2 separate regions of the Mus musculus genome follow, and region 2 is linked to region 1. The links are chromatin loops, found by intact Hi-C in ENCODE. Cell type or tissue: heart. All regions are shown on one strand. Each heading gives the region's core, and the rest is flanking DNA. Links, peaks and the distances in the headings are about the cores only.

Region 1 (10,601 bases), core at 1,177-9,176:
TCCGCCCCCGCCCCCACCCCTTGTGTGTTGCATGTAATGTAATTTAATGTATTTATCTTATGAGGTTTCATAAGGGAAAGGAGACAGGAGGGGGAAGGGAGGAAGAAAGGGAGAGGCAATCTGATAATTTGATTGACAGGTGACCCTGTCAAGTTAGTTTTCTGGATCACAAAGCTGGTTTAGTGATGCCTAGGGAGAATTAGACACCGTTCGAAAGACTGTTGGACTGAAGAAGTGATCATAGCCTAAGAGGCCACCTACCACCAAAGAAGACCTTAAATGGGTATTTTTAAAATACTTGGCTTTGTTGCTAACATTATAAAATCAGGAACAAAGAACAAAGACTTTCAGTGTGGGGCTTTTCTTAAAGAAGCAAGATCCAGCGCATAGGCTCTGAACCCTCACAGTCGAGGCGCTGCTGCCCCCTGCAGGTGGGAATTATGATCTCCTGTTTCTGAGTCCCTTCTCCCACTGCAAGGTACTGTTTCATTTTGTGCATTATGGAGTATATGGGTATTTGAATTCATTTATATACTAATTATCTTCATCCTGCAGTGTATGGCATGCTAGCATGCATCTGATCAGGAAGAAAGGAGCACAGACTTAGATTAGTAATTCTCAATGTGATTTTTCCACCCCATGTTGAGAACTATACTTCAAACCACTTCTCCAGCAATTAAACTATAGTCTATGCCCACTGAAAGGTCTCTCACAGGGTTGTCTTGTGCTATAAATGCTAAGTGCCACATGCATGAGTGCTGTGATAATAAATACTTAGGGATGCAGGGGCGGGCCCGATTATTTCTGTAATCATTAAGAATTTTAAAGATCGGCTTGAACTTCTGTAAGAGAAGGACATTCTGCATGACAGGGGAAGCAAAAGCAAACATGTGAATTTAGTAGGCCACAATTTCTGTAGAGTGTAAAGTGGAATACTGCAGGCAATGCTGCTTCTCCTTCAGCCTTGATGCGAGCTATCTCAGAGTGAGAGACCCACAGAACTACTGAAACAGGCAGCACACTACATTTGAACTCTTGTAGTTCTCCTCCTCTCCCTCCTCTTCCTCCTCCTTCACCACCACCACCACCATCACCATCACCATCAGCTCCTCCTCCTTCTCCTCTTCCTCCTCCTCCTCCTCCTTCTTCAGAGAGCAACAAAGACCTTGAGGAGTGAGGTGATCTGCTCAATGCCACACAGCCACTTGGTGAAGGAGCTGAGATCAGATCTGCCCGCCCCCCGCCCCACCCCCTCCAGTGATTTCCTACACACATGAAGCCACATGAGTCACTTCAGTTGGTCATGGACAAGGAGAAGAAATTCTGGGCTGCTCGGGAGTTTTAGATATAATTCTTCTTCGTTTCCATTTCTCTTCTTCACTCATTTGCACCTCATATTCTTACTCAAGAAAAAGCACACCAAGAAAGTGTTATGGGAAAGGGGTGCGTGTGAGTGTGTGTGTGTGTGTGTGTGTGTGTGTGTGTGTGTCTGACCAGTATAGGAACAGATTAAGAATACATAATGAGCTGAACTACTTTCTAGTATTCAATTGTGGTTGACTGCAAATAAGTGATCCCTTCAGCTTTTAAATTCTCTGTGACTGCCATTCTCTGCAAGGGGAAGAAACTACAAGATGAATTTTCAGCCTACTAAAGTGAGCAACAAAAGGCATAAGGAGCTAGCAGATATGTCTCAAGTTCAACAGTTATGATAATCACAATCAGAATATGAAAATACTAGTCAGTTTCCTGGTACCTTAGAACAAACTGACAGACAGACTGCCCCTGGCTTTCATAGCACAACAATGAGGCTAACTTTGCATCTTGGTACTTGGAATTGGCAGAGAAGTTTAGTGTTAAGAACACTTGATTTAGATTCAAATCTGCGTTTTTAGTATTTACCAGCTAAGTGATCCAGACAACTGAATTAATCTTTCCAAGTATTCACCTGCACATGTATAAATGGCAAAAAGCTGCTTTTTCCTGTTTTCTCTGGGTTTTTAGGAGATTTACTACCTTTCTTTGGGTGTGCCCCAGAGCAAATTCCAAGGCAAGATTTGAGTACAAATTGGTTACTTGATCCCAGGAAACAGTGAGGCAGGGAAGGGAGAAACCACTAACAACAATGGCTATTTAGTGGCCACCATTGCTTTTCTCACTGAACAGTTGGGAACTTCAAACTCGCTGGCTGACTTTGTTCTGGGAATATCAACACCATAATACTTCTGCCAGGACCTGACCACAGGTTTTGCACAGGTTAGAGTTCAGAGAAATAATTTCTATGTAAAGCCCCGGGGCTTAAGGTAGAAAGCTGAGTGACCAGAAGAAGTGCCTTTTAAGGCTACCATCAGCTCCTGAAAGGAAGATAAGGACTAAGCATGGGCTGGTGATGACATTTGTCCTAGTGAGATGATGTATGTCCCTAGAACAGTGTGACTGCCGATCTAAGGCACAGCTGTTTAAACACAAAGCAATGAGCTTGAAGAAGGCCAAAGCAGAGTCTGTACAAGGAGAGGAAAGTAGAGGACGACACACTGCTCCTGAGCTGTGGAACCAAAACCCCACCCACACTCTCCTCTACCATGGTTCCGTCCCTCCCTAACTCAGTTTCCCCCTGTAGCCTTCTCCACCTCCACACCTCTCCCCCACCCACACTCTCCTCTACCATGGTTCCGTCCCTCCCTAACTCAGTTCCCCCTGCAGCCTTCTCCACCTCCACACCTCTCCCCTTTCTCTTCTTCAATCTCATCTTCCTCCTATCTTTCTCTCAACTCCTAAATCCCAGACCTAGCACAGTGCTTATTACGTTCCACACTTTCTCATCCTCTGAAGCCACTGTCCAACTTCCCTCTCTTTCCTCAATAAGCCTAGTTCTTATTCAGAAATTCAAGGTACTGTCAGTTTCTTTGAAAAGAGGTCCCTACCGTCACCTTTCTCTTGTGGTCTGAACCGCCTATCAGGTAGTGTCTCTGTGAATGTCTTAAAATGCACCACTTACATCAAGCATGGTGGCACCTGTCTGTAATCCTAGCACTTGGAAGCAAAATACTGCAAGTTCCAGGCCAGCTTGGGCTACATTGTGAGACACTGTCTCAAAACAACAGCAACAACGACATAAATCTTACAGCTTGCATTATAAATATGCAGTTACAGCATTATAAATATGCATTTATAATCCATCATGCTAATTGCATCATTATTCTTTATAAGCAGATGTGGAACATTTGCATTGTTGAGAAGTTCATAGATGATTTGTAGCTACACCAGTGTCTACCAGTCGTCTGATTGCGCAACAGATTTCCTAAAGCAGAGGGCACCGATTTTTGGAGTTCTGGTGCCTGTCATCAGTCCTAACATGCATTTGGTGCTCTGCAAGTAATGTTTTAATCAATAAAAAAAAAAATGTGCTTTGAATATTTCCACCATTTCACACTGCTTTTCACCAAGTTGATACCTGTGGCGATAAAGTATATTAAAGGTGCACTCTGCATCCCTTGGGAGTGTAAGTGTTAAATCTCATTGGCCATCTGCCAGTTCTGTAGCTAAGTGGCTATTAAATCTGGCCAGTTGTTCAACATTTTCACCCTTGGTTGCCTCACAATCTCTTCCAAAATGGTCTTTAGTCTTATTAGTTTGGTCATTGGAGCCTGGGAGGCTAATTCACAAAATCAGGTATCAGAGGGCCAGGGAGAGTGTTCTAAGAAAACAAAGATGGCAGAGCAATTGTCCTCATTGTTTGAGGAAGGTCAAGGCTGAAAGCTGTTTTGTTTTCTTTTGCTTGTGTGTTTTTGTGGCACCATGGACTAGATCGGGCTCCTCGCACACACTCTGGAAGTACTCAACACTGAGCCTTATCCTTAGACAAAAGTTCAGTACTTTTAACATTATGCCTCCTAACAAAAGTATCTACATATCATACAATTGACCTGAAGAAAAGCATTCTACAAACGGATACCTCCCCTTATGTTTATTTACACCGTGACAAGACAGTTATCAGAACTCTCCACAAACAGCCCTTGAAATTAGCTATATTTTCATGATTTAGTTTCATCAGTTTTCATTTTGTATAAATAAATAAATGTATATTATTTAGTACATCTAAATAAAGTCCGTTGTCTAACCACCATCTTCTTCTACTACTACTACAGTAGAAACCTAGATGACACTGATGGGCTGTCAGCCACCACCATGTATGCATGTCCTAGGGTTCCACTCTTATCCTCTGCATCTTAGAAGACTCCGTGAGCACCGTCGAGAGGCCTGCAGGATGAAGACTAGCATACACCTTCCCACTCCTATAGGAGCTGTCCAGGAGTAAAGTATCAGGGCCTCTGCCTCTGATCCATCTTCAGAGTAGAAAGTATAAGAAGCATTGTGGTCCATAAGCCGAGCGCCTCTCTTCTTGTTTAGTTCTTTACCTCTCCTCGACTCTTAAATCTGTCCTAGAAAATGCCACTAAAGAGCCAGAGTCTGCTCTGTCCCAGGCTGGATGGACAGACAGCATGACAGAACTCTCCAGCGTATGACTGAGAAAGAAGTTCTTTCCTGATTAATCCTGGCTAAGCTCTTTGCTTCCAAAAGTCTAAATTTTGCTTGAAAAGTAGAGTCAAGGCACTTCATCAGAAATTAAATAGAGCCGGGCGGTGGTGGCGCACGCCTTTAATCCCAGCATTCTGGAGGCAGAGGCAGGCCGATTTCTGAGTTCGAGGCCAGCCTGATCTACAGAGTGAGTTCCAGGACAGCCAGGGCTACACAGAGGAAACCCTGTCTCGAAAAAAGAAAAAAAAATTAAATAGACCTCCAATAGAATGGAGTGACTCTCTTTTACAGAGGAAAAAAAGCTTATATTAATAAGGAAAGTAAATATTATTACTAGTGACTTATCTGGATTTATATATTACTATTTTGCTAGAATGATAGATATTTAAATGCTTAGGTATGTCAAGCTTATTAGACAGTACTACAGAAGTATTTTATAATACAATTCAATTATGGATAATATTTAGTGGAATATTATTTTAATGCACTCTTGCTGTAATGAAGAATTTTTTAAACTATCTATTTTGGACTCTGTGCATGTGCATGCAAATGTCATGGCCACGGCACTTGCAGGGAGGACAGTTTGTGAGAGTCTTTCTTCTTCTCCCACTATGTATGTCCTGGAGATTGGACTCAATTATCAAGCTCTGCGGCATGGGTGCCTTTCCAGAGCTATCTCTCCAGCCCTAATGAATGTATTCAATTCAATCAAAAGAACTTAGCTTTGACAGTCTTCAGGAAACATTACTGTACAGCCATAAGTATAAATAATTGTTTGCATATTACATACATAGGTTTTATTTTAATTATTTTAATTTTTGTAAATATTAATTTAGCCAATTTAGTTTTTGTTTAATCTTTTAGCGTCTTAAAAAAATCTCTTCAATTAATCATGGTACTTTGTAAGTATTTTCAATTGTGGAAAGATCTTGTGTGTTCTGAGTCATATTCCTCTGAGTTTAATAGGGAATATGGCCTGAAAAAAGATTGATGAATGGCCGGGTCTGCAGTACTGATTCGAGAGGTGCTGTGATACTTCTGCAGATGCTTTCATGTCAGATCTATCCTCATGGAGGAAACTAAGCCAAACTTACTAGGAAGGGAAGCGGGCTGCGTAACTGGATTTCTTCAATTAAACCACTAGATGGCACTATCCTCGTTTCTTTTGTAAAACCACTAGCGAATTCGCTCCTTAGGAAATGATTATATTTTAAATGCTGCCAAAGGACTATTCTTTGATTCTATCTAAAAAAAGAAAACTACAAGTAGAGGGGTTTCAAGGTTATGGCACGTTTACATCCTTTCTGATCGACAGAGACAGAGAAGCCACCCGAGTCACTGGTGAGAAGCATGCCTTCTCTTCAGCTACTCTACAAGGTCTGAAAGGAGACCTCTCCCACAAAAACACAGATGACCAGTGCTCTCAAATCTGTCTTCACTTCTTTACTGCCTAATGTCATCATCTTTTTCCACTTTTTGGATTAAAAAGCTTCATCAGGCCCTGGCGTGGTGATACACACCTGTAATTTCAGCGCTCGGCACGAGGTAGTAGGATCCCGAGTTCAAAGCCAGACTAGGCTACGTAGGAATCAAGACAGATGGCAGCTGTGTTGGGTCTCTTACCATAGAGGATTTTACACATTACACCTTTTCTACTTTACACAAAAAGTTGAAGGCAGGAATGCTCACTTCTTCTAGCCCAGACCATAGTATTCATTTTCTCTAATTTAAACTTATACATTTGATAGCCTTCTGGCTTGCCTTTTAAATGAAAAGTATTTCAATGTGAAAATAAAAGTATCAAACATGTTATTGTTATACTACTTTTTTAATGTGTATGAAGTTTTACCTGGATGCATAACTATGTACTGTGTTCATACCTGTTGCCCTGAGAGGCCAGAAAAAGGACTCAAATACCTTTGGACTAGAGTTACAGAGAGTTGTAAGCTATCATATGTGCACTGTGAATCGAACCCATGACCTCTGGGAAAGTAGCTGGACTCATCAGCCCTAAATTATAATACTTTTAAAAGTGAAAACAATAATAATCTTTATTTTCATGCAAATATGAAGTGAACACAAATGGAAGACTTTATTCACCTCATTCATTAAGAAGTGGCTTAAAGGAAACTTTGAAAAACATGTATACATATAAATACAACCAAGGATGCCCAAAAACTTTGCTGACAGATGCCCAACTGTTTAATATCCTACAAAGCAGTGTAAATGTGATTTTTTTTCTATTTCTGAAAGTGTATCTCTAACAGATAAATTTAACTAATTTGTAACTCATGTAAAACTTCTACCCATTTCTCCTGAAATGCAAAAGAGCTGTCCATTCCTTCCAGTCGATCAGACCAGGACTAAGCAACAGTCTTGTCAAAGCAGAAAATCCCCAGAGGGCCTGCTAAACTCAAGAGCCTCTCTTCACAACCTCCAAGTGGAAGACAGGGTTCTTAACACTGTTGTTTACAAATAACCAGCACTCCGCTGGGAAGAACAGCCTCTTTGGAGAGTCTCATTCCACTTCCAGCCATACTAGGACAAACCACAGGGAGGCACTGTTTGCACTAGATTCTCTACATAATGAAGAGTGCAAAGTTCAGTAACCATGCAGACAGTAGATTTCCTTAACTGGCAGTAGCTGATGTACAAGATACACAAAAAAATTCAAAGAAAATAAGAAATAGCTCATCTCTGACTTGGTTTGCAATTTAAGTGCGATGTGGCTTCATTCAACAGTCTCAAACTAGGAGCAACTCAATCTTGCAATGTTTTCCTGCCATATATTAAGACCCTGTATTTTATCCCCATTTTGAGGTCACATAATCGAATGCAGTGGACATGAAGATACCCGGGAGTAACAGAAGATTTCTGAACACACAACTTCCAAAAAGTAATTCAAAATCGAATGCATAACAAAGTCAATGTTTTTCCTCAGCATAGCCTTGGCTCTGAGCACAGCACCTGCTAACACACCAGGAAGCCATTCTGCATGAAACTCTGAGCTCAGCTCAGGTTCAAGACCATAGTACTGATGGTGTCAGGAGACAGAGCCTGCCAGGCAGCTTAAGGCAGGGACCTGGAAGCAGCTTTCTCAGGAGGGTTCTAGATGGAGACCAGGGAAGCCAGGTCCCTCTGGCTTCCTTCTTTTGTAACTTGAGTTTTAATTTTTTTTTTAACTTTTGGAGATTATAATATATTACATCATCCCTCCCTTCTCTTTCCTCTCCACAAACCACTCTTTCAATGATGCTGGTCTCAATCACCGCTGATTTCTGGCCTCTAGCTAACCACCGTCCACGGTCCCAGTAAGGCAAAGGTTTCATTTCAGTGTTCCGGGCCTCTTGTTTATCACAGGTGACTCTTCAGACCCAGCTGAGCTGAGCCACAGATTCTTTAAAACAGCAAAGATTCAGTGGTCCCATGGTCTAAATGTAATCTCAAACGCCACTCAGGAGCTCCTCACGCCAGACCGCAATCCTCTGCATGGCTCCTATCATTCTCTTCCTCCGGGCTCCCACAGAGCAGCTTACCAAGCTGGGAGCATGCAGTAGCTTTTCTCACCTCAACTTCCAAAGTCCTTCCAAGATCCTCCAAAACCACAGGGTCAGGTCTATCATAGCAACAGCCCAGTCTCCTGGCACCACTTTCCGACTGCTGTGATAAACAACGAAACCAAAGCAGCTTCTGGAGGGAAGCGTTTGTGTGGCTTCTGCTTCCACATCACAATCCATCATCGAAGGAAGTTGGGACAGAAATTAAAACAAGTCAGGAACCAAGCGGCAGGAGCTGATGCAGAGGCCGGGGAGAAATGCTGCTTACTGGCTTGCTCCCCCGGGGTTTGCCTTGTTCCCCATGCTTTGCCCAGCCTGCTTTCTTTTCTTCCTTCCTTCCTTCCTTCCTTCCTTCCTTCCTTCCTTCCTTCCTTCCTTCCTCCCTCCCTTCCTTTCTTTTTAAATTGTGTGTGTGTGTGTGTGTGTGTGTGTGTGTGTGTGTGTGTGTGTGTGTGTGTGTGTTTGAGACAGGGTTTCTCTGTATAGCCCTGGCTGTCCTGGAACTCACTCTGTAGACCAGGCTGGCCTTGAACTCAGAAATCCACCTGTCTCTGCCACCTAAGTGCTGGGATTAAAGGCATGAGCCACCACTGCCCGGCTTCTGCTTTCATAAAGAACCCAGAATTAGCAGCTGGGCCCACCCCATTAATCACTAGTTAAGGAAATCCTCCACCAGCTTGTCTTCAGACGCTCTCACGGAAGCATTTTCTCAGTTGTGGTTCCTTCCTCTCACGTGAACTAAACAGGTAATCTGCCAACAAAAATATTTAAAGTTCTTTCTGTATTTACAGTCCCTTGATTGCCTTCAGCTGTTTTTTTTTTTTGTTTTGTTTTGTTTTTTTTTTTTTTTTTTTTTTAGCTCTAGCTGAGACTCCGAGTGCTATATTGAATAGCTATGGAGAGAATGAATATTCTTTTCTTGTTCCTGGTGTAGTAGAAATGCTTAGAGTTTCTTTCTATTTAGGTTGCTGTTGGGTGTGATTTTGTTGTAAATCCCTTCATTGTGTTTAGGTATGTCTCTTGTATCCCTAGTCTCTTCAGGACTTTCATCACAAAGGGGTGTTGGATTTTGAGCAGGGTTTTTAAAATAGATTCCTATTATTTTGTGATTGTGCTGTGGTTATTTCTCTGCCTCTTTTGATTGATTGTTCTTGGATTATTTATTCCTGTCCCTTTGGGTGTGGTTAAGTTCCTCAGGCTGAAATTTCCCTTCTCGTACTGCCTGGAAAGCTGGACTACCAGATAGAAATTTCCTAAACTCGGTTTCATGGTGAATGCTTTTCTTTCTGCAGTTGGTTGTGATTGATGGTTTTGTTGGGTATAGTACTCTGGAATGGCACCTGGTGTCTCAGACCCTGTGTGACATCTACTGAACCCCTCTGGCTTCCAGAGTCTTCATTGAGCAGTCAACCAGCTGTCATCCTAATTGGCCAGCCTTTGTGTAGGATTTGGTCTTTTCCTCTTGTAACGTTTTCAGTTCCTATCCTTGTTTTATATATTTGATCTTTTGATTACTGGGTATCATGGGAAAATTCTTTTCTGGGCTTATTTGCTGTTCTGTAAACTTCTTGCACCTTGATAAGTTGCTTCTTCTTCTTCTTCTTCTTCTTCTTCTTCTTCTTCTTCTTCTTCTTCTTCTTCTTCTTCTTCTTCTTCTTCCTCCTCCTCCTCCTCCTCCTCTTCCTCCTCCTCCTCCTCCTCCTTCTTCTTCTTCAGATGAGAGTCCATGGCTCCTGGGGCACAAGGTCCCTTCTAGTTCCTATGAGACAAATGCACTATCTCAGGCAGTGAAGCATTCCGGCTGCTTTGTGTTTCTTTGTATTCTCCCTTAGTAGTCAAGGAATCATCCAAATTTGGTAGGACAATTGGTCTTAGATATTATCTTGTGTAACCTATATAGTTTTCATACTTTATTGTATTCTGACAGTTACAACTGTATTGATCTTGGCAATTGCCATTATATTGTATTTCCAATAAAGGTATAAAAACTCTGATTGCTCTCGATAAAATATCACAACCTCAGTCTTGCTGTGCTCCCTCCCGGCTGACCTTGTGGCCATATCAGGTGACCTTGGCCCAGTAAGCTTCGGCACTTACAGGAGTCCTTCTCTTGGACTTGAGCTAAGTAGCTTTCCTTTGGGCCTATTGCAACACAGTTGCTGGATTCTGGAGCAAACATCCCACATTGCATGTTCATGTATTTCTTTTTGCACTGGATCTGGGCATCTAGAGTTACAATGTTTGTATTGTTTCTTTGTGTATAAATCTTGTCTTGTTCCTTTGGGGCTGTTGTCCCACTATGGACAAGTGTAGTGGCTGTGGGGTGCCTTGTCGAGAGTGTTTCTGCAGATAAGCGATACAAAGAGTGGAAACAAACTAGAGTAAAGGCTCAGAAGGACAGCAGGAAGGAGGAGGACCCTTAGTCTGGGCCAAGAGGCAGAGTTCCCAAGGAACAGAAGTGTGATAGAAGGAGGGGCTCCCACAGGGAGAGAGCATCAGACTAAA
Region 2 (10,601 bases), core at 1,494-9,493, 51 kb after region 1:
AACCAATAGGAGTAGAGAGCAGGAAATTGTCAAACTCAGGGTTGAAATCAATCAATTAGAAACAAAGAGAACAATATAATCAATAAACCCAAGAGCTGGTTCTTTAAGAAAAATCAACAAGACAGACAAACCCTTAGGTAAACTAACTGAAAGGCACAGAGACAGTATCCATATTAACAATATCAAAAATGAAAAGGAAGACATAACAATAGAAACTGAGTAAATTTTAAAAATCATTAGCCTGTTCTCCACAAAACTGGAAAACCTAAAATGGCTGAACTCTAGGACAGATACCACATCGCAAAGTTAAATCAAGATCAGTTAAACCATCTAAACAGCCCATAACCCCTAAGGAAATAGAAGCAGTCATTAAGTCGCCTAACCAAAAATAAAAAATAAATAAATAAATAAAAAAGCCTAGGGCCAGATGGTTTTCTACCAGACTCTCAAAGAAGAGCTAATGCCAATACTCCTCAAACTATTTCACAAAATAGAAGCAGAAGGAACACTACCTAATTCACCCTATGAGGCTACACTTACCATGATACCCAAACCACATAACAACTCAACAAAGAAAGAGAACTTTAGATCAGTTTTTCTTATGAACACTGATGAAAAAAAAATACTCAATAAAATTCTAGGAACAAAATCCAAGAATACATCAAAAACATTAGTCACCACAATCAAGTTGGCTTCATCCCAGGGATGCTGGGATGATTCAATATACAGAAGTTCATCAAAATAATCCTCCATATAAACAAACTGAAAGAAAACTCATGTGATCATCTCATTAGATGCTGAAAAAGCCTTTGACAAAATACAACGCCCCTTCATGTTAAAAGTCTTGGAAAAGTGAGGTATTCAAGAGACATAGCTAAACATAATAAAAGCAATATACAGTGAACCAACAGCTAATATCAAATTAAATGGAGAGATACTTAAAGCAATCGCACTAAAACCAAAAGCAAGACAAGGCTGCCCACTCTCCTTCTAACTATTTAATATAGTACTGTAAGTCATAGTTAGAGAAACCTGACAACAAAGGGGATCAAGGGCATACAAATTGGAAAGGAAGACGCCAAGGTATTACTAGTCATGGATGATATGATTGTCTATATAAGCAATCCCCAAAATTCTACCAGAGAACTCCTACAGCTAATAAACAACTTCAGCAAACTGGCTGGATATAACATTAACTCAAAGAAATCAGTAGCCTTCCTTTATATAGATGATAAAAGGGCAGAGAAAGAGATTAGGGAAACAACACTCTCCACAATATCCACAAATAATATAAAATTTTTCATGTAACACTAAACAAGCAAGTGAAAGATCTGTATAAGAATTTTAAGTCTCTGAAAAAAGTAATTGAAGAACATATGAGAAGACAGAAAGATCTCCCATGCTCATGGATCAGTAGTAAAATAGTAAAAATGGCCATCTTACCAAAATCAATGCAATTCCCATCAAAATCCCAGCACATTTTTTACAGACCTTGAAAGAGCAATTCTCAACTTCATATGGATAACCAAAAAACCTTGGATAGTCAAAACAATCTTGAACTAGAAAAGAACCTTTGGAGAAATAACCATTCCTGACCTCAAGCTCTACTACAGAGCAGTAGTGATAAAACAAACAAACAAACAAACAAACAAACAAAAACAAAAAACCCAAAACCATGGTACTGGTACAAAAACAGACAGGTTGATCAGTAAAATAGTATAGAAGACCCAGATAGGAACCCACACACCTATGGACACTTAGTCTTCAACAAAGAAGCTAAAACCATATGATGGAAAAAAGAAAGCATCTTCAACAAATGCTGCTGTTCTGACTGGATGTCTGCATGTAGATGTCTGCATGTAGATGAAGGAAAATAGATCCATATTTATCTCCCTGCACAAAACTCAAGTTCCAGTGGATCAAGGACCTCAACATAAAACTGGATACAGTAAATCTAATATAAGAAAAAGTGGGATATAGCCTTACATTGGTACAGGAGACAATTTCATCAACCAAACACTAGTGGCTCAGGCTCTAAGATCAAGAATTGATAAATAGGACCTCATGAAATGAAAAAGCTTCTGTAAGGCAAAAGACATAGCCAATAGGACAAATCAGCAACCTACAGATTGGAAAAAAATCTTCACTAACTCCACATCTGACAGAGGGCTAATATCCAAAATATATAACGAACTCAAGAAGTTAAACTCTAACAAACGAAATAACCCAATTAAAAAATGGAGTATAGGGGCATGAGAGATGGCTCAGTGGGTTAGAGTACTGACTGATCTTCTGAAGGTACTGAGTTCAAATCCCAGCAACCACATAGTGGCTCACAAACACCCATAATGAGATCTTATGCCCTCTTCTGGAATGTTTGAAGATAACTACAGTGTATTTATGTATAATAATAAATCTTTAAAAATGGAGTATAGAGCTAAACAGAGAATTCTCAACAGAAGAATCTTGAAAGTCTGTGAAGTACTTAAAGAAATGTTCAATATCCTTAATCATCAGGGAAATGCATATCAAATCAACCCTGAGAGTCTACCTTACACCAGTCAGAATGGCTAAGGTCAAAAACACAAGCAATAGCACATGCTGGAGAGGATGTGGAAAAAGAGGAACATTCTCCATTGATAGTGGGATTGCAAACTTGGACAAACACTCTAGAAATCAATGTGTCTGTTTCTCAGAAAACTGGAAATAGTTCTACCTATATCACCAAGCTATACCACTCCTGGGCATATACCCAAAAGATGCTCCAACATACCACAAGGTCACATGCTCCACTATGTTCATATCAGCTTTATTCATAAGAGCCAGAAACTGGAACCAACCCAGATGTCCTTCAACTGAAGAATGAATACAGAAAATGTGGTTCATTTACACAAATGAATAGTACCCTACTGTTAAAAACAAGGACATCAAGCCAGGTGTGGTGGCACACGCCTTTAATCCCAGCACTTGGGAGGCAGAGGCAGGCGGATTTCTGAGTTTGAGGCCAGCCTGGTCTACAGAGTGAGTTCCAGGGCTACACAGAGAAACCCTGTCTCAAAACAAAAACAAAAACAAAAACAAAAAACAAACAAAAAAACCAAAAACCAAGGACATCATGAATTTTACAGGCCAATGGATGGAACTAGAAAATATCATCCTGAGTGAGGTAACTCAGACCCAAAAGGACATGCATGGTATGTACTCAAGAAGTACACAGAATGGTGTGAGGGGTGGGGTGGGGTAGGATCAAGTACAGGGATAGACAGGAGAGAAGGTCAGAGGGCCAGGAGAATGAATGTAAATCTTCAGCTGTGGGGATGGGGGTGTAAGTTGGGGGAGGGGAGAATCTCTAGGGTGTCCCATAGAGGAGGCTCCCAGAAAGTCAATGAGGGTGAGCTTAGCCAAGATTCCTAACAGTGGGGACATGAAACTAGCAGAGGCCACCTCTTGTAGCCAGACAAAACTCTCAGTGGCGGGATAAGGACATCAACCCACCCACAAAAGTTTGACCCCAAATTTATCCTGTCTAAAGGAAATGCAGGGATAGAAAAATTCCATGAACAAGCACTAATCCCTGACGTTATTAATGAATGATACTCTGTTATGCTTGCAGACAGGAGCCTAGCATACCTGTCCTCTGAGAGTCTCTATCCAGCAGTGGACTGAAACAGATGCAGATACCCACAGCCAAACATTGGACGGTGGTCTGGGACTCTTATGGAAGAGTTGGGGGAAGAATGAAGGCCCAGAAGGGGAAGGGAGCTCCAGCGCAAGACCAAGAGAGTCAACTAACCTAGGGGCACTCAGAGACTGAAGCACCAACCAAAGAACACACAGACTGAAAAGAGGTTCCAGGCACATAGGTAGCAGGCAAGCACCTCAGGCTCCATGGCTGCCCTATCTGGCCTCAGTGAGAGAGGATGCACCTAATCTGGCAGAGACTTGATTATGTGCTGTGTTGGGGGGAGGGGTACCCAGAGGGGCCTCCACCCTCTCGGAGGAGAAGAGAAGAGGGGATGGGAGGAGAGACTCTGTGAGGGAGGGAGCAGGAGCAGGAGTAGTTTTGGGGATGTAAATAAATAAATAAATCCTAAGACAAAAATATAAAATTGATAAATCAAATATTGCTGCTGTTGCTAATCAGTTCAGTTAGTGCAGTTCCAGCATGAGGGGAAAGGGACTGGGACCCTGTCTATTTTGCTCCAATCTATCAATTGCTTAGGACCAAGAGAATGAAGTCCTCATTAACACACACACTTTCTCCACCGGAAACAACTCCCTTATTGATCTTTCCTAGGCCTTGCTCTCATCCAGACCAGATATTTGTCATATTTCTATATTTTATGTTCACTGTCAAGCCTTTTTTTTTTTTTTTCTTGTGAGGCAATAAGCAAACAAATCCATCCGAAAGGTCAGGATGGATGAAACGGAACCAAAGCTTTCCAAGCCTACAGGTGGACCGGATAGGCACTATGCAGTGAAGTGAGGAGGCAGATGAAGTCAGCAGTTTTCAAAGCACAGAGCCTAACACTCTTCCCAAGGTGCCATTGCTTAAAAGCCTACTCGTTACAAAAGCTGAAAATGTTCAACCGGTACTTGGGAAAAGAATGGAAAATCTCCAGTCACAAGTCTCTGCAGTGTTACTACTGTAGCTGACTGACTGGGGATGGTGTGAGCTTTCAAAGAGACAGCCACACAGCAGCAGCGCGCATCTCCGGACAGAGAAGCCTGCCAGGGCCTAGTCTCTGCTTAAGCTGACTTCCACGCAGCAAAGGGTGAAACAGAGTATTCCCGCACTGTACCCCAACAGTGCCAAGGAGGTCTGTAACATGCTGTACACGCTCTCCAAGCCCCTCCCTCAGTGACAGCGCACGCCCGCGGGGCCCATTACCATCCTGCAGAATGAGGGTGGGTTGCACTGCCTGCACTCGGAACTGCCTGGCCCTCCAGCCAGGGCTGGGCGCCCGCACCACCTCGCTGTCAGAAAGCCAGGTCACGGTCTCAAAGTTGTCCCCGCGAGCCAGGGCCTCGGCCTCGGCGCGGTGCACAGCCACCTGGTCGAACTGATAGAGACCGCCGGAGTGATCGAAGTGCACGTGGGTGGCCACGGCCAGCAGTGGCCGGCGTCCTGCATCCTCTTTAGACCCGCAATCCTGCAAGAGGCCAGAGGAGTAGAGGTACTCCGGAAGGCTGCGCAGCCCCAGGCCAGTGTCTATCACCACGTCCTGCTCCGAGCCGCGCACCAGCCAAATGTTGGCCCGGTTGCCTGACTCGTAGAACCGTTCTTGAATCCAGAAGATGCCATCGCCCAGAGACTTGTGGGCATACCACTCGAGCGCCGACATGCTGCTGCGCAGGGGTGCGGCCGGGCTAGGTGGGTGTGCCTCCCACAGGCAGTCCAGGACTCGCTGCTGCTGCTGCTGCTGCTGTTGCTGCAGAGCCGGAGGAGCTACTCTCAGCTCCGGAGGAGGTGCGATCGAGGGGCGGGGATGCGGAAGGGAGCGTGGATAGGACGCTGCGACACTGCCCAGATCACCTGTTCCGCGCCCTCCCGTCCGAGCCGCAGAGCGCAGGCTGCACCCCAGTTGCCGCAGCTTCTGCAGCCGCAGCACCAAGGCAGTAACGCAGGCTGCTGAAGCGGGGAGGAGACACCGGGCAATGCTGCCCTGCTCGGGGTTCTACTGCAGGGGCCGGGAGAGATGCGTGGGAAGCGACACACAGGACCGCCCCCACACGGGCAGCGGGGGGCTGTGCACTCGCCGCCGGAGCCCAGAGTGAGGCCGAGCCTGTTGGAGGCTGACTACGGCGCCTGCCAAGGGCTAAAAAGCTCTCTTCCGGGGGTGTGGCCTCGCGGGAGTGGGCGGGGCTTCCAGTGCGCTCTGCTGCGCCGTAGCCGCGTGCGGTGTGGGGCGCGCTACTCCGGAGGTAGAATCTGCGGCTCCTTGCTGGAGGGGCTGCCGGCTTTCTTGCTTCCTCTGCTGCACCGTGTGCTCAAGCCTCGAGACTTGGCTAGCAGGTAACTGGAAGCTATCCCGTTCTGGGCAGGAGGTGAAGAGGGTAGAAGGGAGTTGATGGGGCACGTGGAGAACGTGGTGGCCGGGTATCCGGAGCCAACATTCATGAAAGCCCCTCTGGAGTGACTTTGGGAAGTATCCCTACCTCCCCAAAGCTGCTGCTGCGGTCTTCCAAACCGTTTAAAGTTTTCGTAGCCAGATCTCCCAGCTTTCCGGTGGGTTTGTTCTCAGTGAGAAAGAAGGGAGTTTATCCTCTTACAAGAGAAGACTATGCAAATCTGACGACTGTGTTTTTTCTTCATTCAAAGTTTGGCGGCAGTTTGCTGATAAGGGCATACTTACCGTCGCTTCTGTTTTCTTAATTGTTGGCACCCTTGATAGTGAGGAGAGGGGTTGGTGATAAAATTTTTCTTTAAAAAGAAAAACCTAAATGGCCGTCATAGTTCTGGGTGGTTCTTTGCTCTTTGAAGAGAGCAGAGAAAGTTAGAGCTTAAGGAAAGGCGGAGCACTTTGAGGGGACATGAAAAGTGGATAGGGACTGGGTGTGGCCTTGCAAGCCACCAGAAATCACCCCCACTGTCAGTATCAAGTCCCTGCGCTTGCACCCAACCACTAGCTATTGATACATCTATTTCGGATTAAGAAATCCCTTTGAGAATTTGACTAACCTTCAGAAATTATAAAGAGACCCACGGGAGAGCATTATAAAGGATAATTAGGAAGATTCTTACTGTGGTATCTCCTAATAAGTTTCCTAGAGGGAGAACTGTACTTCCAACACTCCAAAACTCTCTGGTGGGTGTAGGAGCAGGTCACTGCCCTTTTGAGTATTTTGCTAATCTCATCGGTTATGCAGTTGGGACCATTCTTAGCACGAGTGCCTCAGCTAAATGGTGTGTGACAAGCAGAAAACTGTTTAAAAACAAAAAAAAGTCTGATGTGAGTTCTCGAGAATCTGAGGAAGCTAACACCTGTACACAAATACTTGTTATATAATGCAAAAAAAATGCAAAAATTGGATTCTACTTATAGATGGACTAGTGAATGATTGCACTGGCCTTATCGAATGCATTTTCTGCAGAGAAACACAGTGCCCTCTGTACTTTGTTTTTGCTGCAGAAGGGGGCCACTCGGTAAGATGGCACAGTGTTGTTTCTTGGCCATAAGCTCAGAAAGAATTCAGAGATGACTATCTGGCTTGTGGCAGGCTCTAGAGTCCTTTGGACCTACAGTTCCCAATGACACTTTGTTTTCTACTTTTCAGTATGACTCTGCTTCTCATCGTAATTACATTTAAGCTCAGACAGTCCTGAGAGAGGCAGAACTTCTTCAACTAGTTTTTCTGGCCTGGTTCCTGCTTCATTTTCACACCACCTATCAGGTTCTGACAGGTTCTCTAAAGTATATTTTGCCCACTTCCCATACTCGATCGTAAACTCCATTAAAAGCAGAGATGTTATTTTGTTTGCCTCTGTATTTCCAACAGTGAGAGGATGGTTTGGCCCAGAGGTTAGGCTTAGAGTTGGGTCTTTATCAAGACCTCAGTGGATAGTTACTTGGTGAGAAGCAGAAGTTAAATGTCCTAAGCTCTGTTAATTGAAGAGAATGACATATCAGACGATTAGCCTTCTGTTAAATTGATGAGATGAATTGTTAGGGACATAACAATTATCTGGACATAAAATGCCTACGATGTTTCAGAGGGTCGATGTTAAAGGCCTGAGCTAACGCAGAAAAAAGGGGAATAATAGAGAACACACTGCTAATAGTCTTCTGTTAGGTGATCAAAGGAGACAGCCAGAGTGGAATGAGTCAGGCTCGTGATTAGAGCAAGTTTAGGTCATTCTTCAGAAAGATACTGTGACTTGGCTTTCGCTGTCTCCCCTGGCCTCCAGCTACTTGAACATTTAAATGAGCAAGGTTGTGTGTACAAGAGGATGTTACATTTCAGTCACAATTATAACTCACAACATTTTAGATCTAGGAAGAATTGCAGAGGTGAGCGCACCATCTTCCAGGAGATTATGTGTACAGTTGGTTTGGAGAGACTTGAACAACGCCCATTTTCAGATCTCTTGGAACAGATTCTGAACGGAAGTTTTGAGGCAGGACTCTGAGCTGGCAGTCAGGCAGCATCCTGAGGTGATGGTGGCAGTGCTGCTTTGTCGATCTAGTGTTTTCGATTTCAGATTTGGGGCTGGAAAGACGACCCGAGTTCAGTTCCTAGCGACCACAGCGAGTGGCTCACAAGCCCTGATGGCCTGGCATCCTCTTCTGACCTGCCTGGGCACCTGCATTTCTCCGCACATACCCACACACATTTTAAGATTTTGAAATTCAGAACTTTTTGCAGTTGCCAATTTCCCTCATTGATCTGGGATTAAAAAAATAGGTTGTTGCCGGGCAGTAGTGGTGCACGCCTTTAATCTCAGCACGTGGGAGGCAGAGGCAGGCGGATTTCTGAGTTCAAGGCCAACCTGGACTACAAAGTGAGTTCCAGGATAGCCAGAGCTCTACAGAGAAACCCTGTCTCGGAAAAACAAACAAACAAAAAAATAGGTTGTCAATGACTTTAGACATGTGTTCCCAGAAGTAAAATATAGGTAGGGCATTGAAAGGCCTTCCTCCGCCTGTGTACGCTCACCTTTGGTAGGAATTGTTTGAGATGAGATCAGATGACCTTTATAACCATTTCCTCTTCTACAAAGCAAGGAGGTTGAATCTACTGTGATTCTTCGTTTAGCCAGGACCAAATAATGAAGCCTTGGAATGGGTCACTTATTGTATATAGAGATGCCAACATATCTCAAAGGAGCGGATGCTTTGAAGGAAGAATTAAGAGTTGCTCGGTGCCTGACCAAAAGGATCAAAGCTAGTTGAGTAAATGACTGAGTTGGATTAGGCCGTTCTAAACAAATTTGGGTAATGAGGAAATCGAGAAATAAAAAACTCTTCATTCACAAAGTTTGGGAGCTGGGGCCATGTCCCATCTATTAAGGACATTGAAGCAGAAGGATATAAATTCAAGGCCTGCCTAGGCTGTAGAAAGGGCTCAAGTCCACACTGGGAAACTATCAAGTCTGTCCTCAAGAAGTAAATATGTAAATAAATAGAAATTAGAAGACTGAGACTAAAGTTTAGTAGTGGACGTTTACCAGTGTGTGTGTGAAGCTCTGGGTTCAACCCCTCTTCTCCCAGCCACACACCTTCCCTTGAAAAAGTCTGACAGGTTGAGAAAAAAAAAAAATCAATGTATTAGATAAATACATCAAATAAGGATTTAAGTGATTGGCGCCTAGGCCTCACTTGTGAACCTTTCCTTTCACCATTCAGTCTCTGGCTACAGGGGAAGAAAATGAATTTAGAAACCAAGTGTTCCTCCACCCACTCCCACCTCCCCACTGTTGATGTGATTGGGTGTTTCCGGGAGGGAGGGAAACCTGGAAAGGGGATAACATTTGAAATGTAAATAAAGAAAATATCCAAATTAAAAAAAAAAAAAGAAAAAGAAAAGAAACCAAGTGTTGTATATACGGGAGCACCCTGTCTGCGACATCAAACTGTAGGATGGCTTGTAGGCAGTGCGCCTTGTAACCAATGTGTCTCAAAAGCTAGCATTGGATTCTCTGCCGGATACATTTACTGTTGTTATCAGTTTATGCCCAATGACTGCAAGATAAAAATAGGAAGTTGGAGTCTGCAGAGCTTATTTCTGGGACAATATTCCATTAAACAGTGTTAAGTCAGATACTCTTAGAGTGAATTTCCCAAACCATTTCCAGGGCCCAACTTCAAAGATGTTGGCTTATTAGGTTTGAGAACTAAGTGTTCCCCAGGACTCAATATGTTTTATATTTATATTTTTTATCTCCCAGTTAATTCCTCTGATCAAGCAAGTTTGGTAAACTTTTCCTAGATTTATTTCTAATCTCTAGTTAGTGACATATTCTAGACTGGCAGGTAGCACAGTGGTCTTGTCCCTGCCTGTTGGGCTCCTACAGGTGCTGAGCAAAGGTGTCAGCCCCTTTACTCAGCAGAGGTCCTACTTGAAAGACCAGCTTTCTGTAGAATCAGCATGGTAGAGTGACTCAGCAATGGGAATGAAGCCATTGTGATATTTTACGTCTTTTAGAGTAGACAGATGGAATGAGCTTTGAAATGAAAATGAATTTCCTAATGGATTTTGTTTTTAAGGTAACTCGTGTATGAGCACAGTCAACCCCTAGTAGAGTTCCAATCAGCAAAATGGAAAAATTATAAAAATATATGCATCACTCAAGTCTGCAGGCTTTTAAAAAAATGTATATCGACATTTTGCAATCTACGGTGGAATAGCAGATGTAGACACACGTAGGTGGTGCTGATGAGCAAGCAGATCCTACACTAAACAAGACAGACTGGTAGTAATTCACCCACAGACCATCCTGAGTGATGCAGTGGGAAGACAGTATTTCTATTTTTTTTTTCAAGACAGGGTTTCTCTGTATATATAGCCCTGGCTATCTTGGAACTCACTCTGTAGACCAGGCTGGCCTCGAACTCAGAAATCCGCCTGCCTCTGCCTCCCCAGTGCGGGGATTAAAGGCG

Evidence for each region. Peaks named below come from ENCODE experiments on the same cell type or tissue, not always from the same donor. Only the 100,000 strongest peaks of a DNase experiment are listed, where the experiment ranks them.
Region 2: it touches region 1 in a loop (2.3-fold over the local background); 10 of 42 quality-filtered maps call a loop at or near these places.

Annotation. Positions count from the first base shown.
Region 1 is chr13:81,757,057-81,767,657 of GRCm38, reverse strand. No RefSeq gene overlaps it. Among named protein-coding and RNA genes, the nearest start is that of Cetn3, 21 kb to the left of the region's middle. In heart, for the core only: CTCF peaks have their summits at 5,681 (motif pointing right) and 7,075; no DNase peak of the experiment used is centred there.
Region 2 is chr13:81,706,273-81,716,873 of GRCm38, reverse strand. It overlaps Polr3g (polymerase (RNA) III (DNA directed) polypeptide G), which reads left to right and starts at 5,861. Exons shown (of 8, transcript NM_001081176.1): 1 at 5,861-6,016. Mblac2 (metallo-beta-lactamase domain containing 2) reads right to left here and starts at 5,457. Exons shown (of 2, transcript NM_028372.1): 1 at 4,892-5,457. The coding sequence starts at 5,345. In heart, for the core only: a CTCF peak has its summit at 5,723; DNase peaks (open chromatin) are centred at 5,633 and 5,773; H3K4me3 peaks cover 3,428 bases; H3K27ac peaks cover 2,311 bases.